Regions from separate parts of the Homo sapiens genome. Here region 1 is linked to region 2. Evidence: chromatin contacts called from ENCODE Hi-C or POLR2A ChIA-PET data. All regions are on one chromosome and are shown on one strand. Each heading gives the region's core, a stretch centred on a gene start or an enhancer-like site at or near the end of the contact. The rest is flanking DNA. Distances are from core to core; before and after follow the strand shown.

Region 1 (2,882 bases), core at 133-2,632, 130 kb after region 2:
AACCCTGATCCAGAAAAAACACTCTGATATTTGGGCCATTGTTAACCTGTAATTTTAGAACAGTTTTATATTTGCAGAATTCTTGCAAAAATCATGCAGTGAGGCCGCGGTGGCTCACGCCTATAATCCCAGCACTTTGGGAGGCCGGGGTGGAAGGAGGGCTTGAGGCCTGGAGTTTGAAATCAGCCTGGGCAACATAGTGAGACCCCATCGCTATTAAAATTTTGAAAAAACAGGCTGGGCGCGGTGGCTCACGCCTGTAATCCCAGCACTTTGGGAGGCTGAGGCAGGCAGATCACCAGGTCAAGAGACTGAGACCATCCTGGCCAACATGGTGAAACTCCGTCTCTACTAAAAATACAAGAATTTGTTGGGCATGGTGGTGCGCGCCTGTAGTCCCAGCTACTCGGGAGGCTGAGGCAGGAGAATCGCTTGAGCCTGGAAGGCGGAGGTTGCAGTGAGCTGAGATCGCGCTACTGCACTCCAGCCTGGGCCACAGAGCGAGACCCTGTCTCAAAAAAAATAAAAATAAAAATAGAAGAGCACCACATCCATTGCATTAAACTGGCTTTTGGAGGAGGAGGTGGGAATAGGGTTGGAAGTAGGAATACTCAACGGGGTCGGTGACTTCGCTTACAGTTTCCCCACTCTTGGACATTAGAAAATGGAAGAAAGGCCGGGCGCGGTGGCTCACACCTGTAATCCCAGTACTCTGGGAGGCCGAGGCGGGCGGATCAGGAGGTCAGTAGATAGAGACCACCCTGGCCAACATGGCGAAACCCCGTCTCTACCAAAATACAAAAATTAGCCGGGCGTGGTGGCGCATGTTTATAATCCCAGCTACTCGGGAGGCTGAGGCAGGAGAATCGCTTCAACCCGGGAGGCGGAGGTTGCAACAAGCTAAGATCGCGCCATTGCATTCCAGCCTGGGCAACAGAGCAAGATTCCGTTTCTGGGAGGGAAAATGGAAAAAAAAAAAAAAATATGGAACGCTTCACGAATTTGCGTGTCATCCTTGCGCAGGGGCCATGCTAATCTTCTCTGTATCGTTCCAATTTTAGTATATGTGCTGCCGAAGCGAGCACGAATATTGAGTTCCACCACCAGCTATTTAAAGCCCCTGGAACAAATGTCTGTACACATAGGCCGACTTCTCTTAAATGACCTAGAGATTTAACCTCTATTTATATTAGCCCAATGTGTAATGCAACTAACGTAGTTATTGACTGGAGTTGAGAAAGTGCTCGTTGTTCTACCAAATATAGCTACGGTGGCTGCTGGGAATTACTGGAAATGGTCGTATGCAAATAGCCCCGGAGGCGGGGCAGAGCCTGAGCCGCACCGCCCTCCCAGAAGTCTTTGGGAGGCGGCCCCACGCCTCAGGCGACTGGTTGTTACCGAGGAAGATGGCGGCGCCAGACCCGAGGCGCTAGGGAAGATCGCACCGCGGACGCCCGCTGAGCTTGGCGCACGGGCCGACCAGGTGAGTGCGGGGCTGCGGGGGCCCGGCGAGGGCGGACGGACCCCTGACCGTGTCCACGGACCCGAGGGAACGCGGCGCAGCCGTGGCGGGGCCTGCGGGGTCGGGGGCGTGGCCGGGAGCAAAGGCTGCTGGGTAGGCGGCCTGGGGCGCGGGGCGCGGGGCGCGGGGCGCGGGGCGCGGGGCGCGGGGCGCGGGGCGCGGGGCTCGGGGCTCAGGGTTTGCGGCGGAAACCTGGGGGAGGCCTGAGGCCCGCGGGGCTGGGTTCGGGGCGGGGCCTAAGGAGAGTTTGGGGCGAGGCTGAAGGCGCTTGGTGGGACTTCGGGGGCGGGGCCTGGAGTGGGTTTGGGGTCGCCGGGGTGGAGCCTGGGGACTGGGGGGCTGTAGAGGCAGGGCCTGGAGACTGCGGGGTTATCGGTGCGGGGCCTGGAGAGGGAATAGGGTCCCTAGGGTGGAGACTGGGGACTGCGGAGTTATAGGGGTCTGGAGAGGGTAGGGGGTCCCTGGGATGGACCCTGGAGATTGGGGGTTATAGGGGCGGGGCCTGAAGAGGCTATGGGGTCCCTGGGATGAAGCCTCGTATTTGGGGGCAATAGGGGAAGGGCCTGGAGAGTACGTGGGGTCCCCGGGGTGGAGTCTGGGGACTGGGGAGTTTTAGGGGTTGGGCCTGGAGAGCTAAGGGCGTTGGAGGCTGGACCTGGAGAGTACATGGGACCCCTACGGTGAAGCCTGAGAATTTAGGGTGAGGCCGTGGGCTCAAGGGGTGAAATGAAGTGTGGGAAGCAAAGGGGGTCAGGGGTGGGGCTGAAAGACTTTTAGAGGCTTGTGGCGGAGCCTTGGGGGTCTGGGGCAGGCCCTGAAGAAGTAGGGAGCCGGGGTTAGGGTTTGAGGAGAACCTGGTTGCGGGTGATTCCAGGCTCCCTGGGCTTTTGCCTTTGCGAAGCGAAACAGCCCGTCTGGATGCCAGGCGCTTAGAAAGCCTCGAGGAGGTGCCCCCTCTGTTCCCTGTGACACTCAGCCCCCGCCTCGGCCACAGGTGTTCCCCAACACACTCAGCCCCGCCTCGGCCACAGGTGTTCCCCGTCACACTCAGCCCCGCCTCGGCCACAGGTGTTCCCCGTCACACTCAGCCCCCGGCTCGGCCACAGGTGTTCCCCATCACACTCAGCCCCGCCTCGGCCACAGGTGTTCCCCGTCACACTCAGCCCCCGCCTCGGCCACAGGTGTTCCCCGTCACACTCAGCCCCGCCTCGGCCACAGGTGTTCCCCGTCACACTCAGCCCCGCCTCGGCCACAGGTGTTCCCCGTCACACTCAGCCCCCGCCTCGGCCACAGGTGTTCCCTGTCAGTCAGCCCCGCCTCGGCCACAGGTGTTCCCCGTCACACTCAGCCCCGCCTCGGC
Region 2 (3,004 bases), core at 255-2,754:
ACCGGTGCCCTTAGCCGGCTGTATGCAGGGTGCGGCAGGGTGCCCACCCCACTGCACGGGGGGCTCTATGAATGCAGGGTGCAGATGGCCCCTTGAAGGAGGAGTCGTGAGCCCCGGGCTGGGGACCCTGGCTCAGGCCTTGACCACCCCAAGCCTCAGCCTCCCTTTTTGGCCAAGAGCTGGTCTGAAGGCTTGCAGGGGCTCACAGCGGGGAAGCAGGAATTCTCCCTCCAGTCTGCCGGCCCTGGAGTGCCGCCGGGCAGGTGGCTGTTGGGGCTGGCAGGGCCGGTGCCCTCAGAGCGTGCAGAGGCAGTTTCCCCTGCAGAAGTCAGCTGTAAGGACACCTTCCCAGGTGCCCAGTGGGCGTCGGGGGAGGGGGTGGGCGGGGACGACACCCCCCTCCAGCTGGAAGGTCCTGGAGGGTCAGGTCCCGGTCCTGTCCGTGGGTCTCGCATCACAACCCCCGCCCCCCACTTTCCCTGGGAATCCTGTCCAGGACCCTGCTGTGTGACCCTGCAGAAGTGTCTGGTCCTCTCTGAGCTAGAACCACAAGTGCTCTCTTAAAAAGTGTCTCCCCTAGCCCTGGCTTGTTTTTAATTATAGAGATGGGGTTTCGCCATGTTGCCCAGACTGGTCTCGAACTCGCTGGGCTCAAGCCATCCACCCAGCTCCGCCCCCCAAAGTGCTGGGATTACGGGCGTGAGCCCCCGCGCCCTGCCGGGCCCCAGCTCTTCTTTCGAGGCTGCAAAACCCCACATATCTCAGGGCCACCTTCAGAGAACCTCTTTGTTATCCGTTTAAATTAGTCAGATGGGAGACAAAGACCGTGCAAAGCGGCTACCGCCCCTCCCCCCAAGACACCCCCAAGGTGTCCCAGAGGCCAGGAAATTCCTGTTTGTGGGGGGGTAACACTTCTCAAAAACCACTCGGCCATGCCCCTTCCCCTCCCAAAGCTAAGAGGCCCCAAAAGCAGAAGTGTGGCCAGGAGATGACGGGGTTGCTGGGGTCCCCCCCAGACCCCCAGAGCGTTGTCGGACCTTGAACGGACCTTCTCGAAGGTTGAGTGGGCGCCAGGGGCTTCACACGTGGGGGTCCTGGGGCCATGGCGAGGGGACGAAGTCAGACCCAACTACCCCTAGATGTTGGGGGGGGGAATGGGTCACTCGTCCCCCAGATCTCAGACCTGGGTGCTCCCCAAGATTCGCGGGAGCCTCAGGGGGTGCCCGCAGACATCCCCCCACCAGGCGTCAGGGAGAACAAGGGCCCGTCCGCCCCGGGTCTCCAAGCTCCCTGCCCGGGAGGTGCCGGGGGCGCCTGGGGGCTCCTGCACCGGTCGGAGCGTGCGACGGCCGCGCTGTCGGGGGGACAAGGGGCGCCCCTCACTCACCCGGTTCTTGACCTCGGCCGACAGCCCGTACGAGGGGCCCTTGTTGAACTGCGTGGAGCTCATGGCTGGCGGGCGGGCGGCGGGACGGGGCCGCACAGGACGGGACGGGACGGGACCGCCGGGCTGGCGCGGGGTTGGGACGCGCCGGGCTCCGCGCGCCACGCCCCCGCCGCTGATTGGCCCGGAGCGCAAATGTCCTTATAAGGCCTGGAGGCGCCGAATTCCTGCGGCCGCGGACTTCCTGAGCCCCCTCGGTCGCCCCCGGACCCCCGCCTGGGCACAGCACCCCCGTCACCAGAGGCCTGGAGGGGCCCCTCGCCCCCTTTGATGCCACGGGAAACTGAGGCAGGGAGGGGCCGAGGCCGCCGGGACGTGGCACTCCTGCGGGCTCTCTGCTCAGAGCTCGTGGGCGGCTCTCACTCTTTCTCCATCTCAGACTTCTCTTCTGCCAGAAAGGGGAGGGGAGAAGGCTACCTTTGGGGCAGGAATGAGGGCCCCTCTCTGCCACTTAGAGGCGTCTAACCCCTTCCCAGGGAACTCTACTAGCTGGGAGGTGGACCAGGGAACCAGGGCAGGTTCCTCAGAGAAGGGGCCATTGGAGCTGGGGCTTTGTTGGATGAGTAGGAGTTTGTCAGTCCAAAAGAGAATAGGATTCTTACTGGGTGCGGTAGCTTGCACCTGGAGTTCTAGCTACTTGGGAGGCTGAGGCCGAAGGGGGAGGATCCGTTGAGCCCAAGAGGTCGAAGCTGCAGTGAGTTATCATCACAACATGACGCTCCAGCCTGGGCAGCAGAGCAAGAGCCTCTCTCTAAAAATAAATAAATAAATAAAAATAAAAATCCGAGTGGCTCACGCCTGCAATCCCAGCACTTTGGAAGGCCGAGGCGGGCGGATCACTTGAGGTCAGGAGTTCCAGACCAGCTTGGCTAACATGGCGAAACTCCGTCTCTACTAAAAATACAAAAATTAGCCGGGCATGGGGGCACATGCCTGTAATTCCAGCTACTGAGGAGGCTGAGGTGGGAGGATCACTTGAAGCCAGGAGGCGGAGGTTGTAGTAAGTCGAGATCGCGCCACTGCACTCCAGCCTGGGCGACAGAGCAAGACTCCGTCTTAAAAAAAAAAACAAAAAAAAAAAACACAAAAAAACCCTAATAATAATAAATTATTAAAAAGTCTCCGGGACAGTCTCCTGCCAGGCAGTGCTGGCTCTCAGGAGACCTTAGCTCTGGCCCAGCCCATGCCCAGGAAGACAGAGCTGGCACAGACCAACCCCCAACCCGGATTCCCTGTATGAGCCAGCACAGGCGGAACCCCCCCACCCCGCCCACCCTGTTTCCCTATATGAGCAAGTACAGGACAGAATGAGAGGCTTGGGGCTGGAGGAACTGGAGGGAGAGTTGGGGCTCTGTCGGAGGAATCAAGGAAAGCTGCATGTAAGAGGAGGCAAGGGAGATGGGGTTTTGAAGCATCAATAGGAGTTTGACACATTTTATTTTATTTTATTTTATTTTATTTTATTTTATTTTATTTTATTTTATTTTTAGTAGAGATGGGGTTTCACCATGTTGGCCAGGCTGGTCTCGAACCCCTGACCTCAGGTGATCCACCCGCCTC

Evidence for each region. A loop is a pair of places that touch in the nucleus more often than their neighbours do. ChIA-PET counts read pairs that join two places held with the same protein, here RNA polymerase II (POLR2A). Pooled maps may share reads with other maps.
Region 1: a loop to region 2 is called in a pooled map, with 4 times the contacts of the local background. The contact joins the promoter of MED16 here to the promoter of CNN2 in region 2. A Hi-C loop is called at or near these places in 8 of 37 single-sample maps with no recorded cell type and 12 of 50 pooled maps. POLR2A ChIA-PET finds 5 or more read pairs at or near these places in 15 of 52 experiments (CD4-positive, alpha-beta T cell, CD4-positive, alpha-beta memory T cell, Caco-2 and 10 more).

What each region holds. Positions count from the first base shown.
Region 1 is chr19:891,687-894,568 of GRCh38, reverse strand. MED16 (mediator complex subunit 16) reads left to right here and starts at 1,382. Exons shown (of 16, transcript NM_005481.3): 1 at 1,382-1,483. It overlaps RNU6-9 (RNA, U6 small nuclear 9), which reads right to left and starts at 1,085; the gene lies at 979-1,085. RefSeq lists an enhancer at 1,105-1,254 and silencers at 1,395-1,664, 1,715-1,764.
Region 2 is chr19:1,025,108-1,028,111 of GRCh38, reverse strand. CNN2 (calponin 2) reads right to left here and starts at 1,504. Exons shown (of 7, transcript NM_004368.4): 1 at 1,388-1,504. The coding sequence starts at 1,450. RefSeq lists a silencer at 1,217-1,856 and an enhancer at 1,847-2,578.